Regions from separate parts of the Homo sapiens genome. Here region 1 is linked to region 2. A link is a loop called in an ENCODE intact Hi-C map of the cell type or tissue named here. Cell type or tissue: heart right ventricle. All regions are shown on one strand. Each heading gives the region's core, and the rest is flanking DNA. Links, peaks and the distances in the headings are about the cores only. Region 1 has its middle 96 kb from the start of MIR4705. Region 2 has its middle 63 kb from the start of FGF14-AS2.

Region 1 (2,924 bases), core at 333-2,832, 320 kb after region 2:
TCTAGAGGACAAAGCATTTGAAAGTATTTTGTAGAGGAAACTCTACCCTCTGGCTCAGATTGAGACGTGCTGTTTCTTAAAAAGGATTCTTATTGCTACATGCATGACCATCACTGGGAGGATAAGTGGGTATCTGTGTCATAATTGCCATTTTCTGTGGATTCAGCCATGTATGGGGATAAACCATGGTGGAATCTCAAGTTGGCATCAGGAGGAAAATGACAAAACCTGAAGCAGGAAAGGAAACAGGATTGGACTAGAGCAAAATGTTTATAGAAGGTGCAGAAGGTGTGTAGATTTTAGTAGAGCATTTTTTAAAAAGAGAATAAAAGCGTATGTTGTTTTTAAAGGAAACATTGGAAGGGACTAAGCTGAGTGATTGAATGAACATCTATTAACTCCTTGTTTATAACATTCAAAATTTGTGTTTTAGAGAAATTTTAATAAAGTGAAGACAAGCTACATTTTGATACATTCTTGATGCTACTGTGAATTAGTGATGGGAAACATCAAGGTGTGAAAGGTATGGAAGCTACCAACTCATCACTTTTATCCAATTTGCGACAGCATTTTCACTTTCCTCATCATGCCATTCACCTTGCTACCCTTTCTACCTTAGAGGCATCTCAGCAAGCTTTGAACTTTGTTTTGGCTTTATTTCCAATACAATCATTGGCTCTCACAAGGCCCTTTTCCAGCAAAATAATAATAACCCTGAAAACAAATCAAGGAAGTTATCAAAACCTAGTCATAGTTATTAGTACTTGTCAGACATCCAGGGTGACAAGATTAGGGACTGTTTGCTTATTCTGGAGAAGTTGGGTTTTTTCCTTTTCCATTTTTTTTTTTAAGGAGTAAAACAGCTGTTGCAGATGGAGGTATTCTGCGAGCATGACTCAAGCACAGTATTGTGTGAAAATGCAACCAAATCATATCCTATTTTTACCACAGTGCTACATTTGTTAAGAAAAGATGCAATATATATCTAATATTTGCAAGATTTGGGATCAGTTTTGTGAACTGTATTGTGCTTGATGATTTAGGAGAAAATCACTCCAAAGATTGTAAGTGTGGTGTAGACAAATATGAATACTTTTGCTAATTTGTGGCATTTTGCCATGTTGCTGTAGCAGTATTTTTATGTGCTAGTCTATTTCTTGGTAGCCATTTAATTTTTATTATTTGTGTCTAAAATCTTATGAACCATTGATATTTCTTATTTCCCTCATGCATGTGTACTTTATTTTTGAGAGAAAGAGGGAAGAGAACAAAATGGTACACGGTGAAGTATGAGTATGTTTTGATTTTTCTTCTCAGATTTAAAGAAAACATGCATATCTACATATCTTAACTCAGTCACCGTTCCAAAATATGGAATTTTGTCATTTTCAAAACCTTTTCCCAGAAAACAGCCTTATTTGTGCCCTCTAGTGGTAGATGCATAAATTTATGCAGTAAGTCAGAGAAAGCTGCCTCTTTTTTTCTTTCGGTACATTATGATTCAGCATCCAAATAACTAAATAGTGTTAACTCATACCTATACTTAAAGAAAAATCCTATGTAATTGAGCTTAATATGTTTTCCAAATGCATCACAATTATGTATTGGAGAAATAACCCTAGCAGTTATCTAGCTAGAGAAACTTCTGAAATTACAATAGTATAACTCCTCATGATTTTCAGGTTCCTTTTGTCCAGCAAAATGCTGTTATTCTTTGAGAAAAAGTAAGTACATTTTCCACAAATGCATTTTCTCGTCTTGAAATCTGTTTTAAAAACTCTTCTAAATTGCTGCATTCGTTCATAAACTGTTTCTTGTTTTTGTACTGATAAGTATCACTAGAAAGCTACATGAAAGAGAAAACTGTCTTGTTTAACGTAGCAGTAACTGACCCTCATAGAAAAGGCCCAGATAGAAATGGCTCTTGAACTCATGGCTCCACTGAACATCTACTGGGTGTACAACCAGTTCTGTTTCGTGTCTCTGAAACAGTCACTGCCTTCATTCAACACGTCCATTTTCCTGGGTGACCAAAGTTGATTGGGCCAGGAATAGACTCCCTGTCCAAACCAAGCCAACTAGAATCCTCCCCTGGGATTTCTGAAACTAGTGCTGATAAAGAGAGTAGGTCTATTTCTAGTAGAGGAAGCCCTACAATATATTTTCTGAAAAACTATTGGTAGCCATGTTTACTGTCAAATGTTGGTGGTGAGTTAAGAATGGGAAAGAAAATTTTGGTGGCATTAATGCCTCTGGTTTCTGTTGTGAGGATGCAGCTGTCTGCTCTTCCTATAACCCCACTTTTCTTTTTTTGGTCATTTAATTCATCCTTGGATTTGGTAACACAATACATTCTTAGTATGCTTAGGTTAATTTGGGTTTGAGTTTAGTTTCTATCACTTTTTGCCGAAGTAATACGACAATACAACAAGGCATGTTGTCAGTTTCTATTCTTGAATTTTCTCATAACCCAGTTTATAGATTGAGTACTGGGGGCAGAGTTTCTGCTAAAGGGTCAGGGAGTCTCCTCAAAAAATTGTGACCTCTTTCATATTCATCTTGAGGTTTTATTAAGTTCAGGTTCTGCTACTTTATCCCTATTTAGAGGTATCAGCTGTCTTTCTTTAAATACCTTGGATTTTCCTATTTTCTCACTCCCCTTATCAGCATAGGTAATGATAAATCACATGCACACTGGACTTCCTTCATAGCAGTCTGTTACCTTTTACAGGTAGTTTTCAGCCTTTTATCTCTAAAATAATGGAATGATACACTTTGTTTCTTTTTGAAGTAAAAGTTGGGGAGAAAAATATGAAAATCCCTGGGTGGCTTAGGCACACATTTCTTTTGCATCTGAAATGATCCAACATCAAACATTGTGCCTAGTACACAGAAAGCACTGAGTCTGTTTTGGTTAAATATAA
Region 2 (2,924 bases), core at 138-2,637:
ACCCAGTCTGGAGTGCAGTGGCATGTTCTCGTTTGACTGCAACCTCCGCCTCCCTGGTTCAAGTGATTCTGCAACCTCAGCCTCCTGAGTAGTTGGGACTACAGGGGTGCATCACCATGCCTGGCTAATTTTTGTATTTTTATTAGAGACGGCGTTTCACCATGTTGGCCAGGCTAGTCCCAAACTCCTGACCTCAGGTGATCTGCCTGCTGTGGCCTCCCAAAGTGCTGGGATTACAGCAGGTGTGAGCCACTGCACCCAGCGGAGTTATTAAGATTTTCATATCTCCTTTAAGCAACTATTTCAATGCCCTTTGAATTCCATATATAAGGCATATATTTGGATATGAATACTATATGAATATATGTAAATATGATCCTGGTTAAATTACACATGATGTGAGGCTTGATGTGCTGCCTTTTTTACTTAATATTCTGTCAATGCTTTCTAATGTCATTGAAATGTGCTGAAGGCTTTATTTTTAATGCCTGCATAGTATTTCTCAATATGAATTCATCATATTTATTTATTTCCCTTTCATGTAATTTATTCCAAATTTGTCATTGTTATAAACATTCAGGGATTAAGCCAGTTGTAACCTTGGCTGTAAACTTTTATGCTGACAGCCAAATCAACAATTCAACATATCATGAGAAGAGGAGAAAGGATGTGAAATTTCTCACTGTGGTAACACTTGATGACTGTAATTATGACATTGATCCTATATCTCACCTCCATTGGTAGATATAGAAACTGAGGCTCATATTGTTAAGAGAACATGCCCTAAGTTACACAATTAATCAGTGGAAGAAGTGAGATTTAAACCCAAGTCTACCTCACGTCAAAATCCACACCTTTTCCTCTGTGGTGTATGTCCCTGTTCTGACTTAGGAAATTTCCCTCTGTAACTCCAGTGGGGCTACTAAGTGTAAACGGGTATTGTGAAGGAAGGTCCGTCTTAGAGCTGCAGCCAGTATGCCCTGTTCCACCAGGGGTACAAAACAGTTAAATCTCTATTATTCTCCAAATCAAAGGAATCGGGCCCTCCTCTTACAATCTTTGAAGATCTTTTTGTTTTCTTACCCCTGGAATTTTACTTCTATCAATTTTCACACCTGAAGCACACATACATGCGCGCACACCACACACACACACACACACACACACACACACACTCCACATGACAGGTCAAGAATCTCAGGCTATCCTAGATGACGTGTCAATCACCTCGCACAGAGGAAACCGGAAGTTTAAAGGTTGTCTGCAGTCCCTGTAGCCATTGCTGCCACATGGTGTCACTGTTGAAGCACAGGCAGACCAGCTGCCCCAGTACTCTCTCCTTTGTCCCCAGAGTTGGGCATGAGCCTCCCTACCTCCATGTCCCCTCTCTAAACGACATGGTGACCTGGAAATCGGATACAATCCCTGGCTGCCTCTGGCTCAGATACTTCTTTCCATGGGGCAGAGTCGCCATCATTCATTACACATATATACAAGACACACAGGTATGTGAGCTGCCTGTCTCAGGTGTGCAAACTTAGCCCACAGCCTCTTGGCTAGATCACATACCAGTGATCTAGGTTCAACGCCACCCATTGGTAATGTGGCTACTTGAATTAAGACAAGTAGTGGGGGTGACCTGCTAAAGATAGTGCTATCAGTTTCTTTCCTCCTTCAGCCAAAAAACGTTCTTTTTTGCTGTTGGGTATGTGGAGAGCTGGTTTACTCATCCATGTGGAATGATGGAGATTTTTCCCTTCCACCCCTTCTCAGACAGAGGATAAAAGCCCTTATGTTTTTAGGATCTAAGTCTTACTGTCTCTTAGAGAAGAGAAAAAAATTTCTTTATGTCTCAAAAGTCCAAGGTTTTGTCTTGGGCAAACGTGTAATTTTAGAGAGAAAAAGTTGGTGTTTCAGGGAATGAAACAAAAAGCAGTGAACTCTGTGATTATCCCCAAATTCCAGGAGAAAGGGCAAGGTGGGTGTGGATTTCGTTATGGGCAGGTGACATGCATGTTTTGGCACAGGAATCCCTAGCACTGTGCCTAGTGCTGTGGCTGGGGTGCCGGATGCAGGTACCATGTAGAAGAGGAGGTGGAGACACGAGCCATCAAAGAACCTGACTGGTCTGAGCCTGCAGCTGGTGACAGCCCTATTTTGTTGTGATTGGGAGGGCAGGTTGCAAAATCAGAGAAAGAAGGGCCACTAGCACCTGCGGGAGCTCAGCGACATCAAGACATTTCTCCTCTTAGGAGTGCACATTTGGAGGAAGCCACCTCTGGGACATGGAAGATATTCCTTTTCTTTGAATATCTAATGGGAAGTGGGAGAATCCCCAAGAGTTTAAAAATGGACTTTGTGTCAATCTGCCATTTGGATGCCAAGCCAGATGAAATTTAATGTGGAGACATTAAAGCAATGTGAAATTGCACCCCAGTGTTGAGTAATAGTCTATAGAATTACCCCTCATGCATACAACCACCTGTCCAGATTCAAGCCTCTACTATACTGATCAATTTTACCTACCTCTTGTCAGAATAGAAGAGACCCATCTCATCACTGACGTTCAGGATTCCATCTTGTCCAGCTGGCTCAGGGACTTCTCCGTCATCACCTTCTCTTTCTTCTGTGTCTTCAACCCTTTGCTTTGCCTTGATCTCTTTCCCATCAGCTTTTTAAATACACCCTAGTCTCTTCCATCTTAATAAGCTTTCATCATTTGCCAAATTATCTTTGCGTTAGGCCCTTGTTTGTAGCTAGAACACTGACCAAAGCCTTCAGGAGTGGTCCTGCTCTGTTGTCTGCCAGAATAACTGCTTATGACCTGAGCAACCAGTAGCAATATCAACAATAGAAATTTTGGGAGCATAATGGAATGCTAGAGCCCAAAGCTAATCTGCCTTTAAGACATAATCATGGCCATC

What was found. Hi-C counts contacts between places; a loop is a spot of excess contacts. Peaks named below come from ENCODE experiments on the same cell type or tissue, not always from the same donor. Only the 100,000 strongest peaks of a DNase experiment are listed, where the experiment ranks them.
Region 1: a loop joins it to region 2, with 4 times the contacts of the local background. A loop is called at or near these places in 39 of 110 quality-filtered maps.

Annotation. Positions count from the first base shown.
Region 1 is chr13:102,140,319-102,143,242 of GRCh38, reverse strand. It overlaps a transcript of FGF14 not described here. Among named protein-coding and RNA genes, the nearest start is that of MIR4705, 96 kb to the right of the region's middle. In heart right ventricle, for the core only: CTCF peaks have their summits at 1,214 and 1,414 (motif pointing left); no DNase peak of the experiment used is centred there; H3K27ac peaks cover 411 bases.
Region 2 is chr13:102,455,881-102,458,804 of GRCh38, reverse strand. No RefSeq gene overlaps it. Among named protein-coding and RNA genes, the nearest start is that of FGF14-AS2, 63 kb to the right of the region's middle. In heart right ventricle, for the core only: CTCF peaks have their summits at 1,101 and 1,300 (motif pointing right); a DNase peak (open chromatin) is centred at 1,284.